Regions from separate parts of the Homo sapiens genome. Here region 1 is linked to region 2. Evidence: chromatin loops called from intact Hi-C (ENCODE). Cell type or tissue: HepG2. All regions are shown on one strand. Each heading gives the region's core, and the rest is flanking DNA. Links, peaks and the distances in the headings are about the cores only.

Region 1 (10,064 bases), core at 657-8,656, 370 kb after region 2:
TAAGGACCCAGGACAGAGTCCTGCAGAGGGAAGAGGAAGGAGAAGGCTGAGGGTGCAGAAAGAGCCAACAGCAAGCCTTCAGCCCTCAGCCAGCTAGGGTCATACACAGAGGTAGGGGACAGGGCCCCAGAAGTCTGAGGTCCCTGAGATCAGAGAATCGCAGTGCAGGCTGTAACCCGCAGCCCCGGCAGGAGAGGGTTCTCCCCTCTGTAGCTGTGTCCCCTCCGTCAGTGCTGCCCCAGTTTCCCCAGCTCAGGAGAGGCACCCTCCACTCATTGCTCAAGCAGAAGCCTCAAAGTCACTCTCAACTCCACCTTCACCCCCAAATCCAGTCGGGTCCCCCTCTTCAATGTCTCCCCTTTTATTCACTTAGTCAACAAATGAATCTTAGTTTGGGAGGCCGAGGCAGGCAGATCACTTGAGGTCAGGAGTTTGAGACCAGCCTGGCCAACATGGCAAAACCCCGTCTCTACTAAAAATACAAAAATTAGCCGGGCGTGGTGGCGGGCGCCTGTAATCCCAGCTACTCGGGAGGCTGAGGCATGAGAATCACGAACCCCGGGAGGCAGAGGTTGCAGTGAGTGGAGATCGTGCCACTGCACTCCAGCCTGGGTGACAGAGTGAAACTTTGTCTCAAAGAAAGAGACAGAGAGGGAGGAAGGGAGGGAGGGAGGGGGAGAGGGGGAGGGGGGAGAGAGCGGGAGGGAGGGAGGGAGAGACAGAGAGAGGGAGGGAGGGAGGAGTAGGAGGAGAGAGGGAGGGAGGGAGAGAGAGAGAGGGGGGGAGAGAAAGAGAGAGGGAGAGAGGGGGAGAGAGAGAGAATCGCAGGCGCAGGTTCCCCTTTCCCACCGGAATGGATTTTTTGGTCAAATCCGTCAGAAGGCGACCTCTGCTGGCGAGTTTTTAAAACTGCAATCCCTCCGGTCGCCTTAAAGGACCAAGAACAAGATCCCGCCAGCTGCATAAAATCAGAAGCTGGGCCCGGCGCGGTGGCTCACGCCTGTGATCCCGGCACTTTGGGAGGCCGAGGCGGGCGGATCACGAGGTCGGGAGATCGAGACCGTCCTGGCTAACACGGTGAAACCCCGTCTCTATTGAAAATAAAAATAAAAAAAGATACTAGCCGGGCGTGGTGGCGGCGCCTGTGGTCCCAGGCCCGGGAATGGCGTGAACCCGGGAGGCGGAGCTTGCAGGGAGCCGAGATCGCGCCACTGCACTTCGCCCGGGCGACAGAGCGGGACTCCGTCTCAAAAAAAAAAAAAAAAGAAAATCAGTCAGAAACTGGTGGGGCACGGTGGCTGACGCCTGTAATCCCAGCACTTTGGGAGGCCAAGGCGGGCGGATCAAGAGTTCAAGACCAGCCTGACCAACATGGAGAAACCCCGTCTCTACTAAAAATACAAAATTAGCCGGGCATGGTGGCACATGGCTGTAATCCCAGCTACTCAGGAGGCTGAGGCAGGAGAGTCGCTTGAACCCGGGAGGCGGAGGTTGCGGTGAGCCGAGATTGCGCCATTGCGCTCCAGCCTGGGCAACAGGAGCGAAACTACGTGTCAAAAAAAAAAAAAAAATCTGAAACTACGCCCCACCCCTCACTCATTCTACAGATGAGGCTATTGTGACTCACCTAGAATTAAGCTCTGGTCTCCTCCACCACTGCCCCTGCCGGCCTCCCAGCAATTGTTTTCCACAGCTGCACAACACCCTCTGGAAGGATGCTGCCATGCTGCCTGGCTTGCGCCTACCTCAGGCTTCGGCACTCCTGACACCCCAGAGTAGCCCCTACCCTCCCTCCCTAGCTGGGTGGGAAAACTATGCCCCATCCTGGGCTGGACTTTCCATCCGCTGCACCCCTGGATTCCTATCCTAAAGTCTGGCATCCATTTGCCATCCACACACCTGGAAGCTGCTCACCTGCCCAGTTTCTCCCGCTTGGGTAAAGGGACTATTCCTGGATCTGTATCATGTGCAGATGGCCCCAGCCTCCCCCCATCTCCAACCCCCAGCATGCCTTAGGCTGTCATTATTCTTCTCACGGGACAGGGCCAAGAAGAGGAAAGGAGGTCCCAGGTGTGGTCTGAGCAGAGCAGAGGGGGCTGTCACCTCCCTTGAGCTGCACGTAAGACTTCTATTGATGCAACACAAGATAGCATTTAATTTTTGTTGTTGTTATTGTTCCTTTTTTTTTCTCTTTTCCTTTTTTTTTTTTCTTTGAGCCGGAGTCTTGCTCTGTTGCCCAGGCTGGAGTGCAATGGCGCAGTCTAGGCTCACTGCAACCTCTGCCTCCCAAGTTCAAGCGATTCTCCTGCCTCAGCCTCCTGAGTAGTTGGAACTGCAGGCACGTGCCACCACACTCTGCTAATTTTTGTCTTTTTAGTAGAGGCAGGGTTTCACCGTTTTGGCCAGGCTGGTCTCAAACCCCTGACCTCGTGATCCTCCTGCCTCAGCCTCCCAAAGTGCTGGGATTACAGGTGTGAGCCACCGCTCCCAGCCTTTTTTTTTTTTTTTTTTTTTTCATTTTTTAAAGTAATTTTTAATTTGTGGTTATATAATAGCAGGGTTACAGATTCCTGGAAAGTTAAAATGTTTCAGTTTAGTCTAAAGTCCCCTTTGGGGGCCCGGTGCAGTGACTCACGCCTGTAATCCCAGCACTTTGGGAGGCCGCAGCAGGCAGATCACCTGAGGTCAGGAGTTTGAGACCAGCCTGGCCAACATGGTGAAACCGAAACCCTGTCTCTACTAAAATAAAATACAAAAATTAGCTAGGCGTGGTGGCGGGTGCCTGTAATCCCAGCTACCTGGGAGGCTGAGGCAGGAGAATCACTTGAACCTGGGAGACAGAGGTTGCAGTGAGCTGAGACTCTGTCTCAAAAAAAAAAAAGAAAATTAAAGTCCCCTTTGATCACTCCTCATTTTCCTTTTTGTCCCCTGCCCCTCTCTACACACACAATAACAAAAGTAACCACTGTTGTCAATTCGACATTTACCTTTCCAGATTTTCCCTGTAGATGTGTATGTGGTAAATACACACTCCCCAAACTAATATGTAGAATTTATGGGAGGCTGAGGCGGGCAGATCACGAGGTCAGGAGTTCGAGACCAGCCTGACCAACATGGTGAAACCCCGTCTCTACCACAAATACAAAAATTAGCTGGGTGTGGTGTCACACGCCTGTAATCCCAGATACTCAGGAGGCTGAGGCAGGAGAATTGCTTGAACCTGGGAGCCGGAGGTTGCAGTGAGCCGAGAACGTGCCACTGCACTTCAGCCTGGGCGACAGACTGAGACTCCGTCACACACAAACACACACACACACACACACACACACACGCACAAAGGAATTTATTTGTGGAGATTTTTTTTTTCACATAAATGGGATTATACTGTACATATTTATCCTGGAAATTCCTTTTCTTATTTTTTTTTTTTAGATAGAGTTTCCCCTGTCAGCCTCCCAAAGTACTTGGGATTACTTGACCTCGCCAAGTTTTGGGATTACAGGCGTAAGCCACTTCACCTGGCCTATCCTGAAATTTATTTTTCCCCTCTGTTCTGGGCTTTTGGGCTCAACTGTGGGCATAAGGGGGTTTTGGCTTTGCTGGGATCTGCATCAATGCTGCAGGCTCTTAGGGGAGCTAAACGGTCCTTACCTGGCGTGGAGGCCCCCTCAGAAGGCCCTCTCTCTGCCTTCTTCTCCCACATGTCCTTTTACCCACTCCCCTTTCTTCCATCTCCCACCTTTTTCTCACCCTAGCATTAAGGCCCCACACAAGCCATTGGTGAAAAGGTCGTTAAGTCACCAGATGCTTTTTTTAAAAGGTTTGTCTCCAGAATGTGGGCTCCCTGCGCCTCCTGGTGGCTCCTTTGAGTAACTGCAGCGGCACTGTCAGCCCCTAATCCATTCATTCATCCTTCAATCCCTCCACCCATCAATGCCTTCACCAAGCACTGCCCACCTACTGACTACCGCGTGAACCCTCTCTGTGCGAGCCCTGGGAGAAAAGACACGGAATGGAATATCTCTGCCCTGGACACTCTCCCGCTAGAATGTGAGCTCCACCGTGACCTGCCAGAAGAGTCTACAAGTTGGAGGGAGCAGCACTTTGTGCTGAAACCCATGGTCCAGGCACAGCTCCTTTGGAAGGCAATTGGGTGATCTCTCTCAAGTTCACTGCCGGGAATTAATTCTGCAGATATTCTGTCCATGGGCAAAATGACAGACTGACAGAATGTTTATTGCAGTATTGTTTTTGTTTGTTTTTTGAGACAGATTTTTGCTCTTGCCCAGTTGGAGTGCAATGGCGAAATCTAGGCTCACTGCAACCTCTGCCTCCTGGGTTCAATAGATTCTCCTGCCTCAGCCTCCCAAGTAGCTGGGTTTACAGGAGTGCGCCTCCACGCTAGGCTAATTTTAGATTTCTAGTCGAGACCAGGTTTCACCATGTTAGCCAGGCTGGTCTCGAACTCCTGACCTCAAGTGATCCACCCATCTTGGCCTCCCAAAATGCTGGGATTACAGGCGTGAGCCACCGCACCCGGCCTGCGGTATTGTTCTTGATGGCACATGGTAAGCACCTAGTAATGGCAGTGGGCGACATTTGTCCTGGTGCATCTGGATAATGGAACACCATGCGCTAGCGGAAGGAGCCCCACCTGCCCTGCAGGTTCACCTCTGACCTCGCCTTTCCCTCACTCTACTCCAGCTATCCTGCTCTCAGAGCCAGCACCAGAGACAGCTTGCCACCTTTAGGTCTTGCCAGTCATCCTCCTGTGATCCACTCCTCCTCAGAGGGGCTCTACTGGCTGCCCCCACCCTGCACCTGTCCCCACTCGGTCCTCCCTCCACTCCAGGTCCCTCTCACTTTTTTCCTACAGAAAGCATCTTATAACATACTAAACCATGTATTTATTTATTTGTTGTATTTATTATCTATTGTCTATCTCCTTACACTAGAATGTCATCTCTCCAATGGAAAGGACTTTGTTTATTTTGTTCAGTTTTATATCCCAAGCACTTCTCATAGTGCCTGACATAGAGCTGACGATAAATATCTGTTGAACAAAGGAATGAATTCAAATGAATGAGTGAAGCCAATGAATGAGTGTCTCAATGTACAGAACACAGAAAGATCTGTAAGACATATAAGAGGAGAAAGGAAGCTGCAAAGTGATGTGTGTGGTGTGCTCCCCTGCATAAATAACATGGGTGGAATGCTGTTCTGTAAACCTAAGGCCGGGCTCAGTAGCTCACGCATGTAATTCCAGAACTTTGGGAGGCCAAGGCAGGCAGATTGCTTGAGCTCAGGAGTTCAGGATCAGCCTGAGCAACATGGCAAAACCCCATCTGCACTAAAAATATAAAAATAGTAGCCCAGCGTGGTGGTGCACATCTGTGGTCCCAACTACTCAGGAGGCTGAGGTGGCAGGATCACTTGACTCTGGGAGGCAGAGGTTGCAGTGAGCTAACATCGTGCCACTGCACTCCAGCCTGGGCAAGAGGTGACAATGAGACCCTGTCTCAAAAATAAATAAATAAATAAATAAATAAATAAAAATAAACTTATAATCGCTCAAAAAAATAAAGTATATTAAATAAATAGCAACAGGCCGGGCACGGTGGCTCACGCCTGTAATCCCAGCACTTTGGGAGGCCAAGGCGGGTGGATCACCTGAGGTCAGGAGTTTGAGACCAGCCTGACCAACATGGTGAAACCCCATTTCTACTAAAACCACAAAAATTAGCTGGGCATGGTAGTGCACACCTGTAATCCCAGCTACTCGGGAGGCTGAGACAGGAGAATCACTTGAACCCAGGAGGCAGAGGTTGTGGTGAGCCGAGATCGCGCCATTACACTCCCGCCTGGGTGACAAGAACAAAACTCCATCTCAAAATAAAAATAAAAATAAAACAAACAAATAAACAACAACAAAGTTTATAAACATTTCTGGAGATTACAAGGAAGGGAGAAATACATTGGTTTGGGGTTCATTCATTGATGTATGCAACAAGCATTTCTTAGGCTCCCAATATATACTGTTTGTATTAGATAAAGATATAAGGATAGGTTTCTTTGGAAAAGGTGGCATTTGAGACTGGCTTTGAAATATGGATCAGATCCTGCCAGAAAGAGACAGGCAGAAAGGATATTCTAATGGAAGGATCAGTATGGAAATTTTGGTGGCTCAGACGTACTACAAATACTTACAGAATTATTACCAGAAAGGGGTACCAAACCAGACCCCAAGACAGGGTTTCTGGACCTCACACAAGAAGGAATTTGGGGTGAATCCATAGAGTAAAGTGAAAGCAAGTTTATTTAAGAAAGTAAAGGAATAAAATAATGGCTACTCCATAGGCAGGGCAGTGGCATGGGCTGCTCAGCTGAACATACTTATAGTTACTCCTTGATCGTATGCTAAACAAGGGGTGGATTATTCATTGTTTTACCAGGAAAGGGATGGGCAATTCCCAGAACTGAGGGTTCGTCCCCTTTTTAGACCATGTAGGGTAACTTCCTGACGTTGCCATGGCATTGGTAAATTCTCATGGTGCTGGTGGGAGTGTCTTTTAGCATGCGAATGCATTATAATTCCTATATAATGAGCAGTGAGGACGAATCGAGGTCACTTTCATCCCCATCGTAGTTTTGGTGGATTTTGGCCGGCTTCTTTTACTGCATCCTGTTTTATCAGCAGGGTCTTTGTGACCTGTACTTGTGATACCAGTCCTGCCAAACTCCTATCCCATCCTGTGACTAAGAATGTCTGACCTTCTGGGAAAGCAGTTCAGTGGGTCTCAGCCTTATTTTACCCAGCCCCTATTCAAGATGGAGTTGCCCTGGTTGGAAGGCTTCTGACAGAATGGTAAGCAGTTCTGGTTGTAAGTAGCAAAGCCTAAAGTACAAGAAAAACATGGGCCAGGCATGGTGGCTCATTCATATGATCCCAGTAATTTGGGAGGCTGAGGTAGGTGGATCACTTGAGGTCAGGAGTTCGAGACCAGCCTGGCCAAGATGGTGAAACCCGTCTCTACTGAAAATACAAAAATTAGCTGGGCGTCATGGTGCATGCCTGTAATCCCAGCTGCTCGGGAGGCTGAGGCACGAGAATCACTTGAACCTGGGAGGCAGAGTTTGCAGTGAGCTGAGATTACGCCACTGCACTCCAGCCTGGGCAACAAAGCGAGACTCCATCTCAAAAAAGAAAAGAAAGAAAGAAAGAAAGAACACGTGAGAAAGTGTGGGGAAAAGAAAGAGAAATCAGATTGTTACTGTGTCTATGTAGAAAAGGAAACATAAGAAACTCCATTTTGATCTGTATTAAGAAAAATTGTTTCTGCTTTGAGATGCTGTTAACTTGTAACTTTATCCCCAACCCTGTGCTCACAGAAACATGTGCTGTATTGGATCAAAGTTTAATGGATTTAGGACTGTGCAGGATGTGCCTTGTTAATATGTTTGCAGGCAGTATGCTTGGTAAAAGTCATCGCCATTCTCCATTCTCTGTTAACCAAGGACACAATGCACTGTGGAAAGCCACAGGGACCTCTGCCCAAGAAAGCCTGGGTATTGTCCAACGTTTCCCCCAACTGAGACAGCCTGAGATATGGCCTCATGGGAAAGGAAAGACCTTACCATCCCCCAGCCCGACACCCATAAAGGGTCTGTGCTGAGGAGGAGGAGTGAAAGAGGGAGGCCTCTTTGCAGTTGAGATAAGAGGAAGGCTTCTCTGCTCATCCCTGGGAATGGAATGTCTCTGTGTAAAGCCGACCATTCCCATTCATTCTATTCTGAGATAGGAGAAAACCGCCCTGTGGCTGGAGGCGAGATATGCTGGCAGCAATACTGCTCTGTTGCTCTTTGCTACACTGAGATACTTGGGTAAAGAGAAACATAAATCTAGCCTTCGTGCACATCCGGGCACAGTATCTTTCCTTGAACTTACTCATGATACAGATTCCTTTGCTCACATGTTTCCCTGCTGACCTTCTCCCCACCTGTTGCCCTGCTACACTCCCCTTGCTAAGATAGTAAAGATCATGATCAATAAATACTGAGGGAACTCAGAGGCTGGCGCCGGTGCGGGTCCTTCGTATGCTGAGCGCCAGTGCCCTGGGCCCACTGTTCTTTCTCTGTACTTTGTCCCTGTGTCTATTTCTTTTCTCAGTCTCTCATCCCACCTGACGAGAAATACCCACAGGTGTGAAGGGGCTGGCCCCCTTCAATAAAGCTGTCACGGTTTATTGGTCCCAGTTGAGAAAGGAATTATATGTGAGGTTTAAGTAGTTTTCTTAACTTGGTAAGCAACAGGGAGTCTTTGAAGGTTGATATTAAGAATGTATTCTTAAATTTAAAATTAAAATAATATAAGACCAGGCACGGTGGCTCACACCTGTAATCCCAGCACTTTGGGAGGCTGAGGCAGGCAGAACACTTGAGGCCAGGATTTCGAGACCAGCCTGGTCAACATGGCAAAACCCTGTCTCTACTAAAAATACAAAAATTAGCCAGGCATGGTGGCGGATGCCTGTAATCCCAGCTACTCAGGTGGCTGAGGCAGGAGAATCACTTGAACCTGGGAGGCAGAAGTTGCAGTGAGCCAAGATCACACCACCGCACTCCAGCCTGGGCGATAAGAGCGAGACTCCATCTAAAAAAAAAAAATTAATTTAATTTAATTAAAATTAAAATTAAAATAATATAAGAGGCCCCTGTGAGACTATGACCTGCAGTGAGACCACAGCATCAGGGCTGTGGGTCTGACCTAAGGAGGAACTTCCTGCTGTGGTTTGGAGGGGAGCATCCCTGGGAGTCAGGGATTGGGGACAGGAGAGGCCTCCCTACTAGGGGCCTGATGGAGAACAAGCAATCCCTACTAGACCTCCAGCTCCCCTAAGGAGCAAGTTCTTGTGTCCCTGAGCCCTGACAACCCAAAATAATCAAAAGTGGCTGCCCAGCGAGGTGTCAGAGCCTCAGCATTGGAAAGTGGTCCACTCGTGGATTAGTAAGGAGAATTTACTGCTGGGCATGGTGGCTCATACCTATAATCCCAGCACTTTGGGAGGCCAAGGCAGGTGGATCATTTGAGGTCAGGAGTTCAAAACCAGCCTGGCCAACATGGTGAAACCTCATCTCTACTAAAAATACAAAAATTAGCTGGACGTGGTGGTGGACGTCTGTAATCCCAGCTACTCTGGAGGCTGAGGCAGGAGACTCACTTGAGCCCAGGAGGTGGAGGTTGCAGTGAGCCAAGATCATGCTACTGCACTCCAGCCTGGGCAACAAAGTGAGATTCCGTTTCAAAAAAACAAAAAAAGAAGAAGAATTTATGGATAATAGTATTGGTTTGAAAAAAGGAAAGTTTTATTAGAAAGAAAGAACTCTGTAGAAGAGTGCAGGCAAGAATCTCAGCAAGATAGGATGGAGAGTGCCAAGGTGGATTTTTCCTCAGGGGCATTTATGCACCTTAAAGCAGGAGCTTAAGGATAATTTGGTCCACATTAGCCACATAGGTCACGCTAAATGATTACATTTGTAGACATTTTCCTGCCTTGATGTCAGCAAGGGTTGCATAATGAGTTTCAATATGCATGCATTCCAGAGATGTTTAGAAATGCTACTTACTGCAAATCAAGAGTTATCTGAGACAAGTCTCAATCAATTTAGAAAATTTATTCTACCAAGGTCAAGGACACACCAGTGACACAGCCATAGGAGGTCCTGATAACATGTGCCCAAGGTAGTTGGGGCACAGCTAGGTTTTATACATTTTAGGGAGACATGAGACATCAGTCAGCAAATACGTAAGATGTACATCAATTCCATCCAGAAAGGTGAGACAACCTGAAGTGGGGAGGGGTTTTCCAGGTCATAGGTAGATAAAGGACAAATTGTTACATTCTTTTGAGTTTCTGATTAGCCCTCCACTGAATATGCAACTTGCAGGAATAGTCACTTATGCCTTAGTCTGGCTTAGCGAAGCAATAGGGCAAAGGAAGCCATCAGATGTGCATTTGTCTCCCATGAGCAGAGGGATGACTTTGAGTTCTGTCTGTTCTAGGTAC
Region 2 (10,064 bases), core at 1,319-9,318:
GTTTAAGCCTGGGAGTTTGAAGCTGCAGTGAGCTATGATAGTGCTGGTGCACTCCAGCCTGGATGACAGAATGAGGCCCCCATCTCTGAAGAAGAAGAAGGAGTGGGAGAAGAGGAAGAGGAAGAGGAATGAGAAGGAGAAGGAGGAGGAGGAGGAGGAGGAGAAGGAGAAGAAGAAGAAGAAGAAGAAGAAGAAGAAGAAGAAGAAGAAGAAGAAGAAGAAGAAGAAGAAGAAGAAGGAGGAGGAGGAGGAGTGGGAGAAGAGGAAGAGGAAGAGGAAGGAGAAGGAGAAGGAGGAGGAGGAGAAGAAGACGAAGAAGAATAAGAAGAAGAAGAAGAAGAACAGAAGAAGAAGGAGAAGAAGAAGAAAGAACAAGAAGAAGGAGGAGGAGAAGGAGGGATGGAGAAGAAATGAATATTTCAGGCTGGGTAGTTTATGAAGAAAATAGGTTTATTAATATTTGGTTCATGGTTTTGTGGGCTTGTACAAGAAGGATGGCATTAGCACCTGATTCTGGTGAGGACTTCAGGAAGCTTCCAATCATGGCAGAAAGAGAAGGGGAGCAGACATCACATGGCAAGAGAGGGAGCAAGAGGGAGAGGGGAGGAAAGTGCCAGGCTCTTGTTTTAACAATCAGTTCTCTAGTGAACGAATAGAGTGAGAACTCACTTATTACCGTGGGGACAGCACAGAGCCATTCATGAGGGATCCACCCCCATGATTCAAACATCTCCCACCAGGCCCCAAGTCTGCCACTGGGGATCAAATTTCAACATGAGATTTGGAGGAGACAAACATCCGAAGGACATCAACCCCAAACCCACTTTCCCCTACTGTTAACATCTTACATGAGTATATTTGTTACAATTAACCAACACTGATACACTGTTATTAGCTAAAGTCCATACTTTATTTATATTTCCATAGTTTTTGCAAAATTTCCTTTTCCTGTTCCAGTATTCTATCAAGGGTACCACACTACATTGAGTCGTTATGTCTTTTTAGGTTCCTATCGTTTGTGACAATTTCTCAGACTTTCCTTGTTTTGATGACCTTTGAGGAGAACTAGTCAGATGTTTTGTAGAATTTTCTTCATTGGGATTTGTCTGATGTTTATCTGATGACTAGACTGCAGCTATGGGTTTTGGGGAGGAAGACAACAGAGGTAAAGTGCCATTTGTGCCGCATCATATCCAAGGTACCTACTAGCGACGTGATTTGACTGTTGGAGTTGACTTTCATCACCTGGCTGAGGTCATCACGTTTGTCAGTTTCTCCACTGTAAAGTTACTTCCCACCTGCCCCCGCCCCCGCCCCGCCACCCCAGCGCTTTCCATAAAACACTCTTGGAAAGGGAGTCATTATGTGCACCTCGCACTTTCAAAATGGGGAGTTACAGTTCCCCTCCTCAAGGACTGAGTTATCTAGATACAGAATTTGGAATTCTGCATGGGAGATTTCTCTTTTCTACCTGTTTGTTCAGTTATTTTTATCAGTATGGACTCATAGATATTTATTTCATACTTTTTGTTACAGTCCAATATTACCTTATTTATTTTGTCACTCAAATTTTTCCAGCTTTGGCCATTGGGAACTCTTTCAGTTAGCTCCTACCCCCACCATTTGTGTGTGTGTGTGGTGTGTGTGTAGTGTGTGTGGTGTGTGTAGGTAGTGTATGTGTGTGGTGTGTGTGTAGTATGTGTATTGTGTGTATGGTGTGTGTGTAGTGCGTGTGGTGTGTGTGGTGCATGTGGTATGTGTGTGGTGTGTGTAGTGTGTGTGTAGAGTGTGTGTGTGGCATGTGTGTGTAGTGTGTGTGGTGTGTGTAGTGTATGTGTAGTGTGTGTAGAGTGTGTGTGGCATGTGTGTGTGGTGTGTGGTGTGTGTGTGTGTGTAGCATTTCTTTACTTTCTGGCACTATCAGATGCTCTGGGCTCATCTTGTAGTGTTTCCTGCCCAAGTCCTATAAACAGCAATTTCTTCAAGGAGCCTTGGATCCTTTTATTGGAGAATGGTATTAGAAACCAAGATTTCAGTGCTACGTGTGCTTGTTGCTATGGAGTATCATTGCTTCTAGGCCCTCTCGCCTGACAGTAAGGAAATAAATGTGTGTATACTAGCCCGTGTGTGTGTGTGTGTGTGTGTGTGTGTATTATATATATATATAACTTTCTGTATGTAATCATCTGCATCTATATTAAGCTAAACATGAGTTCATTCTGGTATCTCCAATTCTAATCTGTTGCCACATGGATCATTCTAGCCTCCTCCTCAGGGGTCATTTTTATCAGAAGCAATGTTGCTTAGTAACATAGCAGACATATGTTTATCTGTTTCCAGGAAACAGAGCTTCCAAAGGTCAAATTCTCATGCAAAAGAGGAAAAGGTTTTGTTAACCCTTTACTTACATTCATCAGTGAGGCTCTCCACTGCTCTGAGGATAAAGAACAAATTACTTGGCCTGTAAGGCTCTGCAGTGACCTGACCTGCTAAGCCCAGGCTCGTCTCCTACCAGGTTCCTTATCAGGCCCTCCATGACAACCATACTGGTCTCCTGCAACTCTCAAACTCGTCACACACTTCCTTCTACCCCAAGGTCTTCGCCTATGCTAGGCGCTCTGCTGGACTTCTCTTTCCTCCCCTCTTTATCTGGTTGCCTTCTACTCATCCTTCTAATCTCAGCTCAGTCCACACTTTTACAGGAAGCCATTCCTATCCCCAAGACTAGGTTGGCACCCTTGTTTGAGGCTTGCACTCTATACTTTTATTTGGTAGCATTTACTATAACTGCAATGTTACATTTACTTATCCTTTTCTCCCACTAGAATACAAGCTTCCTGAGTGTAGGGATGGAGTCTACCTAGCTAACTAGTATATAATATTTGCCCATTTTCTCTGTTCTTTATTCAGTGAGCACTTATCCAGAGCTTCCTAGGTGTTAGCCCCTTTTCTAGTGTCTGGGGATACTGCAGGGAGGGAAACAGGCAAAAACCCTCTTCTTTTGGCACTTATTTTTTAGGGGAGGTGGCAATAAGCAAACAGAAACTAATGTCAGTTGGTAAGTGCTATAGAGAAAAATTCAGAGTGAGGGAGTAAAGAGTGCTGGGGCACTGCTATTTTTGAAAGGATGGCCTGGAATGGCGTCTCTGAGAAGGTGGCATTTGAGCAAAGACTTGAAGGAAGTGAGGGAAGGGGGTGAGTGCGGGAAATATCAGAAAGAAAAACGTCCCAGGCAGAAGGAACAGCCAGCGCAAAGGCTGAGGTAGGACAGCGCATGACTGAGGGAAGGAACAGTGAGTGCTTTAAAGGCGGTATCTCATCCCATTCCCATAACACTTCCTACATCCGTTTCACAGAGGAGGAAACCGAGCTCCAGGAGGGCAGTCCTTTACACCAGGGCACCCAGCTGTGGGGGTGGAGCTGGGATTTGAACAGGAGTGTGGTGCCAGGGCTAGCATCCCTTTGAAGTCTCTAACAACGGGCCAGGCCTCTGCAAGGCTGGGAGGAAATGGAGGCCTTCCCAGCCCTGGTGGACCTGCCTAGGGCTAGGCTATGCTGGCCTTGAAGGCACAGGCATCCATCATCCAGGGTGACTTCCAGTCTCCTGGTTGGGGAGGGCTGCACAGAACTTTGGAGGAGGGCAGGTCAGGCTCCGCTCATGAGGTGGCCGAGGAGCAGGACATGGCACACTCATTCGCCTGTCCTTCCACATGGCCAACTTCTGCTGGCCTTCCCAGAGCCCTCAAAGCCTGCACATTCACAATCCTCATGGACAGAAGTGGATACAGGCTCAGAGGCCAGAGGTACTAACCGAGACCACACGATTCAGCTGGTCACCGTGTCTTCCCGGAACCTGCACGATTCAGACCAAAGCTGTCTCTGGGGTTGGCGTGTGTTCCCCAAAGAGGAAACGTCTCCATGAATTTGGTACTCTAGGCACTTCGCTGGACTCATCTTAACTCCGGCCCTGTAAAGGAAAGAAGTGAAAGTCACCCCTTTTCACAGCCTGTTCACCCACACCCACCTAGGTCTTCTAGGTGATCAGACATGGGTCCTGCTCTCCAGGAGCTGCCAATCCGATGGAGGAGGCTGACCCTTAAACAAAATCACGACCGTCAGAGACAAGAGCAAACAGTGCGGGCAAAAGGAGAGCCCAGATGGAGGGGCCCGTGGGGTAAGTGGGTGTGTGCCCAGGGAGGGGTTCCAGGAGAAGAGGCCCCACAGCTGGGCCTTGGAGGGTGAGGGTGTGTTTGGCCATTGGCAATGCCCCCAGGAGAACACCCCTCTTGGGCGGAGCACTCCACTGTCCCACGGAGAAAAAAATTGCAGAGAAAAGGGGGAGGGGGATCGTCGGATTCTTTCTTGCAGCCTTCAGGTGGCGCCCTTGAGCCACGGAGCCGCAAGCGCCCGAGGAGACCGTCCCGACCTAAGGACCTCGGAGAGGACCCGGGGTCCTACCTGGGGGCTGCGTGCGGGGTGGGGGTGGGGGGAAGGGGAAGTGGCAGAGTGGGGGTGAGGAGTGGGGAGGCACCTGCGCTTGGCGCAATAGGGGCTCTCCGGTGGTGGGGAGGGATCTTCTTCAGCAGCCCCCGCCCGCCCCGCCCCTGCGCCCGTGGACCGCGGGCTCCAAGCCCCAGTTCCCTAAGCCCAGGCGCCGGCGATCCAGATCTGCCTGGAGGGGAGGGGAGGACGGTGGATCGGAGCCCCCGCACCCTCGCCCCAGCCCATCACCCGCCTTCCTGTCCCTCTCCTTGCTAACTCTCCGGGCGCCCTCGCCGGCCGCGGGCGGAGCTCCCTCCGCGGCGCTCGGCGAGCCCCGGCCCCCGCCCCTTCTCCCGTCCCTCCGTCCCCGGATCCCCCCCCCGCCTCCCCAGCGGCCGCCACCGCCGCCGTACAGCTCCGCGCGGCGCGAGTAGGTACGTGCGCCTCGGCAGTGGCTCCGGGCCGGGCCGGGAAGGGGGCGGGAGACCGGGAGGGCGAGGCGGTGGCGGCCGGGCCCGCGCCCTCCGGGCTGCGCCGCAGGAGAGAGACCCCCGCAGGCGAGACCCCCGCAGGCGTACGCCGGCTGCAGGAAGGCGGACGGGCACCGGAGAGGACGCACCCTCGCCCGCCGGCGGCCGGGCGCCCTTCGCCCCAGCGTGGTGAGGCGGGGAGGGAGGCCCGGCACAGGTACGCACGCGGAGAGGGGACCGCTGGGGGCGGCAGGAGGCCGAGGGCCGGGGGCGGGGAGTGGCGGCGAAGGACGGCGAGCCTGACCTCGCGGCCCGCCGAAGGACATGCGACCAGGGGACCCGGCCTCCCCGGGCCTCCGCCTGGTCCGGTTCGGCCTTCCGGGTCCCGCGTCTGTGGGCAAGGGCAGGAGCAGGGGGTGTGGACTGGGCCGGCGGGAGCGGGCGCGGTGGGCAGCCGGCGTGCTGGGGCTTTCTGCGCGCAACTTTGGGTACAACAGCGTGGACCTGCGTGTGCGTATCTGCGCGCCCCAAGGCTTTGTGTACAACTCGTGCGTGTGTCTATCGACTGGGTTTTGTGAAGCTTCACCCACAGCCGCTGTGCGTCCCTCTCTCCGGGTGTCAGTGCGCGCGGCGGGTGGGGTATTGGGCCCCTGCGGGTCTTGGTGGATCTGGCTTGGGTCTCACTCCCAGGGGCACTTTGTGTGTGTGTGTGTGTGTGTGTGTGTGTGTGTGTACGCGCGTGTGCGTGTGACGGGGTACTCGCGTGGCCCGAAGATCCGAGGGTCACACTACGTGACTTCTGGGTGTCTGTGGGTACTGCTGTGGGAACAGCTGCTGGGGGAGTGTGTGTGGAACTGGAGTGTTCCTTTCAGGACCTGTCTGACTGCAGATGAAATTAGTAACTGGTGGGGTCGTGGGGTGTGAATGGTGGGCGGGAGCAGCTATGTCAGTTGGTGTGTTTCTGCTTATGTTAGGGTAATTGGGCACGGCCTTTGTGTAACTGGTGAATATCTCTGAACCTGGGCATGAAACAGAGAGATGTCCTAACTCTGGGTGAGAGGAATCCTCATTTTTCTCTGCCCTCTCACTGTGGCATCCTAAGAAAAAAGTTTTGGGTTCCTGCAGCATGAAGGAGAGCTCTGCTCCCAGAATTTGGGAGCTCCAGATTTCTTCCAGGGTGTGGAGGCATCAATATATCAGTCTGGGAAAGGGGTTCCTGGGCCACTCCAGGAGCTGAGTTGGGTGGAAGGTGCTGAGGGTGTGGGTGGGGGCCACTTCTGAGCACCCATGTGGCACCCACTGCTGGTCCCTGTTTGTGGCTGGGCACTCAGGAAAATGTTTTTGGTGCTAAGAGTAAAAAGCCAACCAACAAACACATCTCTTTTTTCTGTCTATTCACTGGAAAGTAAAAGCAGTCTGGGCGCAGGCTGGGGACCCAGATGGAATTCAAACTTATGCCTGCTCTCAAGGTGCTCACGGTTGCTGATAAACAGCTGGATAAAATGAAGAGTCTATGAGTGAGGGATGCAGAGCCAGGGAAGGCTGGTGGAGTGATGCCACCAGCACAGGGGTATGAGTTTGCAGGTTTGTACATGATAATAATTCTTAGGGAATCTGCATTCAACTCCTGTCCTCCACCCTCCCATACATGCCATGGGATCTTGGCCATGTTTTATGAAATAGAGACAGTAATTCCGGATCGTGGGGCTGGTGAGGGTGATATGAGATACTCCTGCATGAAGTGTCGGGTACATGGCTCAACAGCTAGTAGGTGCTTGGTAAACATTTACTAAATTGAGACTCTGGAAAGAGAGACGTAGTGATAGAAATGGGCTGTAAAGGGAAAAGAGCTTTGTACTCACATGAAAGGCCCTATATGTGCTAAGAGGAGGTGTCTGATGCTAGTCCATATTGACAAGAAGGTCAGAAAGATTGAAAAACATGTCTTCCTGCACTGAGGCTCTTTGAGTTTCATTCATTCATTCATTCCATTCATCCTCACTTCATTTGCTCATATTTACACACACACACACACACAAACACACACACACACACACACACACAGAGAACGAACCACAGTGCACTGGAGAATAAACTCCGGCATGAGAATGCAGAGAATCGTGTGTGTGTGCATGTATGTGTGCGTAGACACACCGGAGCATGTGAGCCACTCTGCACCTGGTGGTCTCTGTAGCCCATGGCTTGTGCGCCTAGGGCTCTGAGTGTATGTGCCCTCAGGCCATCAGTGTATACAAGGAATGATGCAGTTCTGCTGTGGATTAGGAATGACACATGCCAGGCAGGGAAGGGGGCTGAGGTGGGACCTGTCGGGGAGAGGCTAGATCTGCCTAAGAGCCCCGATTGCCAACTCCAGGCGAGTGTTACAAGGGAACGGGGGCCTAAGGTGGCCAGATTCTTTCATTTTGCAGGAGAAGCCAGGAATCCAACATTTAAAATGTAAAATCTAAAATCTTTTGCTTTTTATACATTTGCAACTAATTCACCAAAAACAAATGAACAGGCCAGGAACAAAACAAAGCAAAACTTCTATCAGCCAAATATGGTCCCCGGGCTGTAAGTCAGTATCCTTCAGCGGGAATGCACATGTGCTGTCTGTGTCTGGGTGGGTTTGTGTTCAGGTTCTTGGGTGGGGTAACTCCTCTTGCAGCACAGAGAGTGTCCCTCTTCTCGCCTCTCCCTCCCGGTTCCCCTCCTGTGGTTCTAGTCCAGGTCCCCACACTTCTGTTTACATAAAGGCATTTGGCTTTGACCTAGTCATGGCTCTCCAGTCTGCCCCTTCCTCTTGGCCCTTTTAGCCATGCCATCCCCAACCTGCTGGCTTCCTTGCTGGACCCCCATCCTCCACTTTGCCCCCTCCCATCTCATCAGTCCTCCTTTCTTCTGAAGCCGAGGCACTTCCTGCTCCAGCTCCTCAGCTCTGCATGGCTCTCGGGCTCCTTGGCCTGGCTTTCAGAGTCCTCTGTGAGCCGGCCCCAGCTGGCCTCTGAGGCAGTCTGTTCCCCTTTCCAGAATGCCCTCATCACCTTCCATTGCTGGGAAGTATCCAATTCATCTTCTGAGATCTGGCTCAAATGCCACCAACTCCCAGAAACTTCCCTTCCTCTTTGTTCCCACAACAACTTCTGCATTTCTACCCCCTCCCCCACCCCTCCGTCATCCTTCCCTCATACAACAAGGTCCATGGATTGCACTGGCCAGGGTCTTGCATGCACTATTTTATGAAATCCTCACAACAACCTTATGAGGGAGGCATTTTATTCATTACCATTTTATAGATAAGATGAAGACCGAATCTGGAGAGGTCACATCACTTGCCCAAGCCCAAGTGGTGAAGCTGGGATTTGAGCCTGATATTCACACTACCTACATTCCCTCCAGTATAATAGGAACTCATCGCTAACTTTGAGCACTTAGTGTTCTGAGTACTTCGTATAGGTTATCTCAATCCTACTCCAGCTTTGCGAACTAGAGGGTAGTAGTAGTATTATTTTATAGGTGGGGAAACTGAAGCCAGACAGGATTAGTGAATTGCCCACAGCCATACCCCACCCGGTGGTAGAGTGGGATCTGGGCTTGGATCACACTGTTCTGTCATCGTCTTATTCCCTGTCTTCCCCTCTGTCTGGCAGACACCCCCAAGTGGGAATTGTGCCTGACTCACCTTCATGTGCTTAGGGACTGGTATGATGTCCTCCACAACAGGGAGAGGTTGCTACATTCAACTGACTTTCTTTTTTCTCTTCCAGCTGCCAAGGGGCCAAGGGATGAGCTGGGGCCCTCCTTCCCAATGGCATCTCCCCCTGGTCTGGAACTGAAGACACTGAGCAATGGTCCCCAAGCCCCAAGGAGATCAGCTCCCCTGGGCCCAGTGGCCCCAACCAGGGAGGGTGTGGAGAATGCCTGCTTCTCCTCAGAGGAGCATGAGACCCATTTCCAGAACCCTGGGAACACGAGACTGGGCAGCTCACCCAGTCCCCCTGGGGGTGTCTCCTCACTGCCCCGATCCCAGCGGGATGATCTGTCCCTTCATTCAGAGGAGGGGCCAGCCCTGGAGCCCGTGAGCCGCCCGGTGGATTATGGCTTTGTTTCCGCCCTCGTTTTCCTGGTGAGTGGGATTCTTCTGGTGGTGACAGCATACGCCATCCCCCGTGAGGCTCGAGTCAATCCGGACACAGTGACAGCGCGGGAGATGGAACGACTGGAGATGTACTACGCCCGCCTAGGCTCCCACCTGGACAGGTGCATCATCGCAGGCCTCGGGCTGCTCACGGTGGGCGGCATGCTCTTGTCGGTGCTGCTCATGGTCTCCCTGTGCAAGGGCGAGCTGTACCGCCGGAGGACCTTCGTCCCCGGCAAGGGCTCCAGGAAGACCTACGGCTCCATTAACCTGCGCATGAGACAGCTCAATGGGGATGGGGGCCAGGCCCTGGTGGAGAATGAAGTTGTCCAGGTCTCAGAGACTAGCCACACCCTCCAGAGGTCTTAAGAACTAGCCCACCTTATCTGGCTGCTTTAGCTCCAGTGCTACAAGGTCCACCCCCTGCTCCCGCCCACCTGACCCCTGCCAAGGCCCTGGGGTTTTAAACTGAGCTCACATAGGGCCTTGTGGAAGAAGTACTGGGTGCTGGAGGGAGAGCTCGGGGCCCAGCCCATGCCCCACACGGGCAAGCAGCCCACTGATCTGTTTTGTAGCTGAGGTTTTGCATACGGTTTTGTTTGGAGGATGGCTTCTGCTGCTAAAAATACAAAAGTTTGGAAACCGCTGCTCTTGGAGGATGAGGTTTCTTGGCATTTCTCAAGATTGGGAGCTGTTTGAAAGGTTGCCCATCCTCTTCCCTCATGCCTTGGGGAGTGAGGGACCTCTGCTGTCCTTATTGGCTGAGTGAGGGTGTTGATTGGCCGTGGAGGGGTCCCTTTCAGCCCTGATCATCTAAGGTGGGGGAGGTGGCTTCATGATGAGGGGAGAAGTCAGCACCAGAGTGACCCCCAGTACCCCCACTGACTAAACTGTGATCCTACCCTCACCAGGCCTCAGTTGCCCTGCCTTCAAGTGAGGGGGTTGGACTGGATGACCCCTCAGGTCCCTCTAGT

The links. Hi-C counts contacts between places; a loop is a spot of excess contacts. Peaks named below come from ENCODE experiments on the same cell type or tissue, not always from the same donor. Only the 100,000 strongest peaks of a DNase experiment are listed, where the experiment ranks them.
Region 1: a loop joins it to region 2, with 4 times the contacts of the local background. A loop is called at or near these places in 14 of 110 quality-filtered maps.

What each region holds. Positions count from the first base shown.
Region 1 is chr20:809,996-820,059 of GRCh38, reverse strand. No RefSeq gene overlaps it. Among named protein-coding and RNA genes, the nearest start is that of FAM110A, 19 kb to the left of the region's middle. RefSeq lists a silencer at 2,301-2,477. In HepG2, for the core only: CTCF peaks have their summits at 892 (motif pointing left) and 3,850 (motif pointing left); DNase peaks (open chromatin) are centred at 899 and 3,849.
Region 2 is chr20:1,180,243-1,190,306 of GRCh38, reverse strand. TMEM74B (transmembrane protein 74B) reads left to right here and starts at 5,326. Exons shown (of 3, transcript NM_001304748.2): 1 at 5,326-6,005; 2 at 6,359-6,536; 3 at 8,720-9,737. The coding sequence starts at 6,506. The coding sequence ends at 9,459. In HepG2, for the core only: a CTCF peak has its summit at 4,378 (motif pointing right); DNase peaks (open chromatin) are centred at 2,326, 3,426 and 4,386; H3K4me3 peaks cover 3,189 bases.